Linked DNA regions of Homo sapiens: region 2 is linked to region 1. The links are chromatin contacts, found by Hi-C in ENCODE. All regions are on one chromosome and are shown on one strand. The core of a region is the stretch at or near the end of the contact, and the rest is flanking DNA. Distances in the headings are between cores, read along the strand shown. Region 1 holds the start of NPTX1 (neuronal pentraxin 1). Region 2 holds the start of BAHCC1 (BAH domain and coiled-coil containing 1).

Region 1 (3,545 bases), core at 877-3,376:
AGGAAAAGCCAGGCAGGGTCCCTGGCCTTGGGCGGCTAGGAAGGCTCCACGGCTGCTGGGGATAGAGACGCGGGGCCAGGCTAAGGGTTCCCGCCCCGTCTAAACAGCCTGCCCTGGGCAGGGCAGGGCTCCTCTCCCGCGCCCGCGCGCTCTCGGCTGGGCACGGTCCGGCTCCAGGCCTGACGGGCGCGGCCTCCCCACTGGACGCGTGCGGGAGGGCGGCGAGGCCAAAGCGCTGGGGCCAGGAGGGCACCCGCCTAGCGGCTCCCTACGGGAGTTGGGGCAGAAGACGCCGCGACCCCGCGCGGGTAATTTCTCCCGAGGCGCGTTCCAGCCCGTGGCGCTGCCGGCGCAGACCCCGCGTGGGGACCGGCGAGGCTAACCCCTCCTGCGGCCCGGGGTCGGCAGAGCACGCAAGGGGCCGCGGGCCGCGTGGGTTTGGGCGCGCCGTGGTGGGCAAGCGGGGCCAGCGGAGCGGGAACCCGCACACCCTCCGAGCGGAGCCGAGGACAGGCCCGTGCGGGCCGCGGGGTCCCTCTGGCGCCAGGAAGCGGCGGCCGAAGGAGACAACGAGAACGCAGCCCCGGCTCAGGGAGGCTTAAAAGCTGAGATGCTGAACGCAGACGGCGGGCGCTCGGGGGCTGGGGGGCGGGTAGAGGCCGCCATTTCTCAAAAAGGTCTCCATCGAGCCGGCCTCTGCTCCCGCCCGAGGGGCGGACGCCCGATCCCGGCACCCGGGACTGCCCGTGGGTCCCTGCTGGCTGGGGACCCCCAGCCCCCGGCTGCGCGCAGGGAAAGGCTGCAGAACGCAGAGACCAGAGAAGCCGGGGGCGGCGGGGAGGGGTCGGGGGGCCACGGCTGTAGCCCGGCCCCGCAGTCTCGGAGCCTCAGTTTCCTTCTCTGTACCACGGGAGCGTGGACGGAGGGATTTCCGAGGCTTTGACCGCTCTGATAGCCCCGGGGCGGGGCGGGGCGGGGCGGCTGCGCCAGCCCTGGTCCTGAGCCCCCAGCCCGGCGCCGGAACCCGGACCGCGATCTCGGGAGCCGAGCCCCGCGGTCCAGATGAAGGCGCGAGTGCGCGGGTGCCGGGTGGGGTGTCTGAGCGAGAGCGGAGCTTCTCAGGTGGACGCCCCCAGCCACCTCCGGGACCCTTCCTGCTGGCCTTTGGGCCTGAGAAGTGGGCGCGGCTGGACAGACGGGAAACAGCCCCCCACGCACAGGTGGACACCCGGGGATACCGGGCGCGCGCGGCGCCTGGCAAGGGGAAGCTGCTGGAGACGCGGGCGGCTGCTCCCGCGGGGCCCCCTTCCGAAGCGCCGCTGCGAACGTCCAGCCCCGGCGACGCCGCCTGCCCGCGATCGGGCCGGCGCCGCGGACAGGAAAGGCTCGATCAGCTAGGTCTGCCTCCGAGAAGTCCCCAGCGCCCCGCCCGCACGGGGTGGGGACTGACAGTCCCCCGGGGACGGGGCCGGGTCCACAGAGCCCGGGAGCTGGGGGAGGGGAGGCGCCGGGGGCCCCGACCCGTGGGAAGTCCCTGTACCCAGGCTGCCCGGCGGCTTCTCAATAGCACACGGACATCTAAGAAACGCGGGGCGGCCCGGTGACCCCCGCTCTGGACTTAGTGGCGCCGCGAGGCCCCACTCCGAGCCGTTGACCACCGGGCACTCGGGTGTTGACGACCTGGGTCCTTGGGCACCCAGCCCGGCTCCAAACGACCCCGGCCCAAGGGTGTTCAGTGCAGCCAGGAGGGCCGAACCGAATTCTATCTCCCGGACGCGGTGGTTTCCCGCCCGCCTGGAGCCCCGTCGGAGGTTCGGGGACACCACGCAGGTGGTCCATCCTCGAGTCCGGGGCCGGAGCCCGACTTCCTTCCCCCTGAGCTCTCGGAGCCTTCGGGGCAGCAGCGCCGGCCCAGGCGGGGGCGGGGGAGGAGGGGGCCGCGGCAGCTCCCAGAAGGGCGGGGGGGACGCGAGCGGAGGCAGCCCCGGTGGCGCGCTCGTGAGACCCCCGCCGCGCCGCGGGCCCGGGCCGCGGACAATTAAAGCGGGATTCCTCCCCCGCTGACGTCGGCGGCTCGAGGCCCCTCCCGCGGCGGCATAAAAGGCGCGGGCTCCGCAGCGCAGGCGGCAGTGGGGGCCTGATAGCGCGGCGGTGTGGACCGCGCGGCCGAAGAGCGCGGCGCCCAGAGCGCGGGCCGCTCGCGGAGCCACAGCCCGAGCCGGGTCCCAGCCGGAGCCGAGCCCCAGCCGAGCCGAGCCGGGCCCGGAGCGCCCGGTGCCCGCAGCCATGCCGGCCGGCCGCGCCGCGCGCACCTGTGCGCTGCTCGCCCTCTGCCTCCTGGGCGCCGGGGCCCAGGATTTCGGGCCGACGCGCTTCATCTGCACCTCGGTGCCCGTGGACGCCGACATGTGCGCCGCGTCCGTGGCCGCCGGCGGCGCCGAGGAGCTCCGGAGCAGCGTGCTGCAGCTCCGCGAGACGGTGCTGCAGCAGAAGGAGACCATCCTGAGCCAGAAGGAGACCATCCGCGAGCTGACCGCCAAGCTGGGCCGCTGCGAGAGCCAGAGCACGCTGGACCCCGGAGCCGGCGAGGCCCGGGCGGGCGGCGGCCGCAAGCAGCCCGGCTCGGGCAAGAACACCATGGGCGACCTGTCCCGGACACCGGCCGCCGAGACGCTCAGCCAACTCGGGCAAACTTTGCAATCGCTCAAAACCCGCCTGGAGAACCTCGAGGTCCGCGCGCGCCCTCGGCTCCGGTTCCCCCTCCGGCTCGCTCGCCCCTCTGCCCTCCCCCACCCCGTTCCCTACCCGGCCAGGCATCCCCCGCCCTCGCCTCAGCCGCGCGGGTGCCCGGCCGGTGCCTCCCCGCGCCTGCGAGGCCCCGCGGCGGCCACTCGCCCCAGCTCCCTGCCAGGCCGCCCCCGCAGTCGCCCAGAGGGGACCGCGCCGCGGGCCTTCCAGCACGGTCCCCGCGCCTCGCCTAACGGTGTGGTTTCCCCCGCCCTTGCACCCCGCAGCAGTACAGCCGCCTCAATTCCTCCAGCCAGACCAACAGCCTCAAGGATCTGCTGCAGAGCAAGATCGATGAGCTGGAGAGGCAGGTGCTGTCCCGGGTGAACACCCTGGAGGAGGGCAAGGGGGGCCCCAGGAACGACACCGAGGAGAGGGTCAAGATCGAGACCGCCCTGACCTCCCTGCACCAGCGGATCAGCGAGCTCGAGAAAGGTACTGGGGCCAGGGGGAGCCGTGCTGCCTGCCTGCACCTGCTTGCCCGACCCTGCCTCGGTCCCGATCCCTAACAGCCCAGCTCTGCACTGTGCAAGCCTCAAGCCGCTCCGCTACCCCCAACCCCTGCACCGCTTTCTCATTCCCCGCACCCCTTCCCAGGTTCTGGGCTTCTAGTCGGTGTTTCTATCAGGGCTGGGTGCCTTGGGCTGGGGCTGTCTCTGGGAAAGGGGATTGCATAGTGCCCCCTCCCCCATCCAGACACACTCACACACTCGCTGGATTTTTCAAGTCTGATTTGTTTAATCCTCAGTAACTTTGCA
Region 2 (3,403 bases), core at 164-2,663, 920 kb before region 1:
CGGGCAGAGGGCCCCGGGCGGGCGGAGAATCGCTGACGAGGGCATTTCGGAAGGAACTGAACCTAGGAGCACAGGGCTCCCTCCCGGGAAGGCAGGGCGTGACCCTGGAGCCGCCGGTCCCTCTTGCCGCGGCCCCAGGCGTGGCTGGCGCGCTCCAGGATCTGGAGCTTCTACAAGTTTGCTTTGTTTCCTGCTTTTGCATCTAAAAACCCGCTCTCTCCTCGCCCGCCTGCCGGAGACCAGGACTCTGGCCCGTCTGCCTCCCTCCGGCGTCGTCTCCGGGAGCGCGGGCGCGGTGGGGCCTGCAGGCCGGGCTGGGACCAGGCGCGCCTTGGGGCGCGAGTGGCTCGGCCGTCGCCGCAGAACCCGCTCCCTGCGAAACAGCCGCACCCGCTCCCTGGGAGAGTCATGAGAACTGGGGTCGCGCCTGACCCCCGCGCCCGAAGAAAACCAGCCCGCGGACCCCGCCACACGGGCCGTGACCCGAGCCCCGCGCGCCGTCCCGAACGCGCGCGGTGAAAACGCCCCGCTGCGCCGGCCTTGCTCGGTCCCCCTCCTCCACCCCCACTTCTCCGGAAAAAAAAAATTCTGAATTGGGAACGAAGACCCGAAAAACTCGCCATGACCATTCCCCTCCCCGGCCCCTAGCTTCGGCCCGGAAGGCCCCTCAGGGCAGCGGCCGTGGGTACCACGACCCGGCCAGTTCCCCTCGCCGCGGACCGACCGGGCAGGGCCAACCCAGGACTGTTCCGGGGAGGGGAGCAGGGTAGGGGAGCGAATGTTGGGGTTCGTTCGTGGGTCACCCAGAACTGGGCGCACGCTGGCGGCGCCCGGACTTCGCCTACTGTCCGCCCGGTGCCACCCGCGCGGCTCGCGCCAGACGCAGCCTGGCGGTCCCTGTCCTGTCTTCGAGTATTTGTTTTTAATGCTGGGTGTCGATCGAGACAACAAGCGCTCAGAGCAAAGCAAGGATGCATTACGGGGGTAATTTTAAACCGATCGATAAGATTTTTCAGAGAAAAAAAAATCGCTCATAGTCCATATTTTTTAAGAAAAAAAAAAGCCTCAACATTTTAACGGATTTTGTTAAAAGGGAAGATATATACTTCTTAACATCACAATCCTGAATTTCTTTTGCTAAAAAAAATGTAAAACCCCAAAGCCAGAATAAAAAATAAAATAATAATAAAAATACAAAAACAAAAAAAAAATGAAAGCAATTTCAGTTACTTACTGGAGGCTGTTTCCTGGATACAACTGAATGCAATACAATTAAATCAGTAAATGTGACTTTGTTTTGTATTCCTATTGGTATTTTCAATGTGCTGACTGTTGCACTGTAAATGCACCGCTTCCACAACAACGACTCTAGCGAGCCCATCCAGAGCGGCTCTCAAACCTGCAGCCTGGCGCGGCGAGCCACGGGCCCTGCATACTAATAAGCTCGTGCCACTCAGCCCGGAACAGCCAGCGCGCTGATTGGCCGCGCAGCCCTCCACGGCCGGGAGCTCGTGCCACTCATTCGGCGTAAACAGGCCTCCCAATAGGCTGGCGCCGGGCCAGGGAACTGCCAATCAGGAAGCAGCGGGGCTACTACCAAGCCCGATGGCGCCTAATTCAAGCCCGGCGACTGCGCAGCTCCTCTGCGCAGATCATTGCTGCTGAATGGGAATGTGGTGGCGCAGGGCGGGAGAGGGAGCTGGAGCGAGCGAGTGCGCGTGTCCCGGCGGAGGGGGAGGCGTAGACACAGACACAGACACACACACACACATATATGTTTAATCCAGCAGGTCTAACGTTTGGCTTCTGCCGCACAGAAGGCCAAGGGAAGAAACACCACCACCCCTTAAAAGTAGCTGCTTTTTCTCCCTGGAATCTGTCTGGCAGGTGGCAGGTAGGCCAGACCTCCAAGCCCAGAGGCCTCCCCAGGTTGCCTGGCCCATCTACCGCTCTGAAGCTGCTGCCTGCCCGGACCCGAGCTCGCGGATGCACGCACGCACGCCCGCTGCTTGGGCAGCAAAAGCTTTGAATAGCCCGTCCGGCTCTCTCCTCCCCATGACCTGGGGATCAGACCCTGGGAAGTGAGTTCTGAGTCTCCAGCCGTCTACATTACTGGCTCTCAATTTTATCTCCCTCTGCCACACTTTGCAACAGAGCAGCTACTAAAATGAAAATCAGGGATTTATTGAGAAGACAAGGATTGCCCTTTCTTCATCTACACCTAGATTTAGAAAATATTTTCAGTTTGGTAATGGGGGAAGCGGGTATGGTGTGGTAAACCATGTATAGTATTTCTCAATGCTGCTCCCTGTCTGCCTATCTGCTAAATCCTCACTCCAACTAAAGCAAGCCACTGAACAATTTTTATCGTAATCAGATGCAAACCACTTCTAAAATATTCCGCAAACAAATATTTCTGTTAGAATTTGGTTTCCCACCCAAATGCTATTTATTCTCAGGGAGTCGAGGTGATGTCTTAGTGGCGATGGATACATTTATTTTTGCTCCTCTTTCTCCATGTGAATCTCTGCCTCCCCCTCTGGGGGAAAAAAGGATATTTAAACTAGGAGCCAACTGACAGATTCACACGCATTCGAAATTCTCCACCGTCTCATTCCGGCAGGGACACGAAAGAGTTAAACTCAAAGCCTGTTGTCTCTCTGTTTCCCCGCCCCCACTCCCGCTCCCGCGGGACCGCTGGGATTGGTTGGCACTCCGCCAGTGGACTGTCCATCACCGAGTGTAAACAAGGCGCTGATTGGCTGTTGTCCAGTCCGCACTGGGCCTCCTGAAAAAAGCAATTACTGGCTCCGCGGTTTCAAGGCGGCCCAAGGCCGCTTGATGAAAGGAGATAAGCTGGGGACCGTTTCCAGGATCCCCGCGGGCCGACCGGGGCAGCCCGGGAGCCGAGGTGCGGCGGAGAGCCCGCGGATCAAAGGAATCTGGAGAGAAAGGGGAAGCGGGCGGCCGGCCCCGGCCGGCCTTCCCCCCCGCAGGCCACGCCGACCTGGGGTGGGGGGCTGCGGGCCGCGGGCGGGGACTCCGGGATTTCCCGCCTGCCTGAGTCGGGGCCTACGCCGGCGCCCGCTTCGGGCGGCTCGGCCCGGAGGGGAGCTCCGGAGAGCCCGGGGCTCGCAGGTAAGCACCGGCGCTCCGCGGGCCGGGCCGGGGACGCAGGACAAGGCGCGGGGCCCACCCCGGCTGGCTCGGGAGTGGCGGTCGCGCGGGCCCGGCTCCCGTCTCCGGCGTCTCCCGGCTCCGGCGGCCGGGACCCCCCGCGGCCGAGCCCCTGGCCAGGCCCCAGGCCGGCGCCTTCGGAAGCGACGTCTGGCGGGCCGCGGGGCACGAGGGGGAGAGCCGGGAAGCGTAAATCCCCGAAGCGCGCGGAGATCCGATTAGCGCG

The links. A loop is a pair of places that touch in the nucleus more often than their neighbours do. Pooled maps may share reads with other maps.
Region 2: a pooled map shows a loop between it and region 1 (12-fold over the local background). The contact joins the promoter of BAHCC1 here to the promoter of NPTX1 in region 1. A Hi-C loop is called at or near these places in 1 of 168 maps with a recorded cell type or tissue (HepG2), 4 of 37 single-sample maps with no recorded cell type and 5 of 50 pooled maps.

Annotation. Positions count from the first base shown.
Region 1 is chr17:80,475,188-80,478,732 of GRCh38, reverse strand. It overlaps NPTX1 (neuronal pentraxin 1), which reads left to right and starts at 2,126. Exons shown (of 5, transcript NM_002522.4): 1 at 2,126-2,730; 2 at 3,015-3,222. The coding sequence starts at 2,287. RefSeq lists an enhancer at 3,139-3,545.
Region 2 is chr17:81,393,467-81,396,869 of GRCh38, reverse strand. BAHCC1 (BAH domain and coiled-coil containing 1) reads right to left here and starts at 1,413. Exons shown (of 28, transcript NM_001377448.1): 1 at 1,235-1,413. RefSeq lists enhancers at 1-66, 67-675, 2,759-3,316 and a silencer at 2,701-2,970.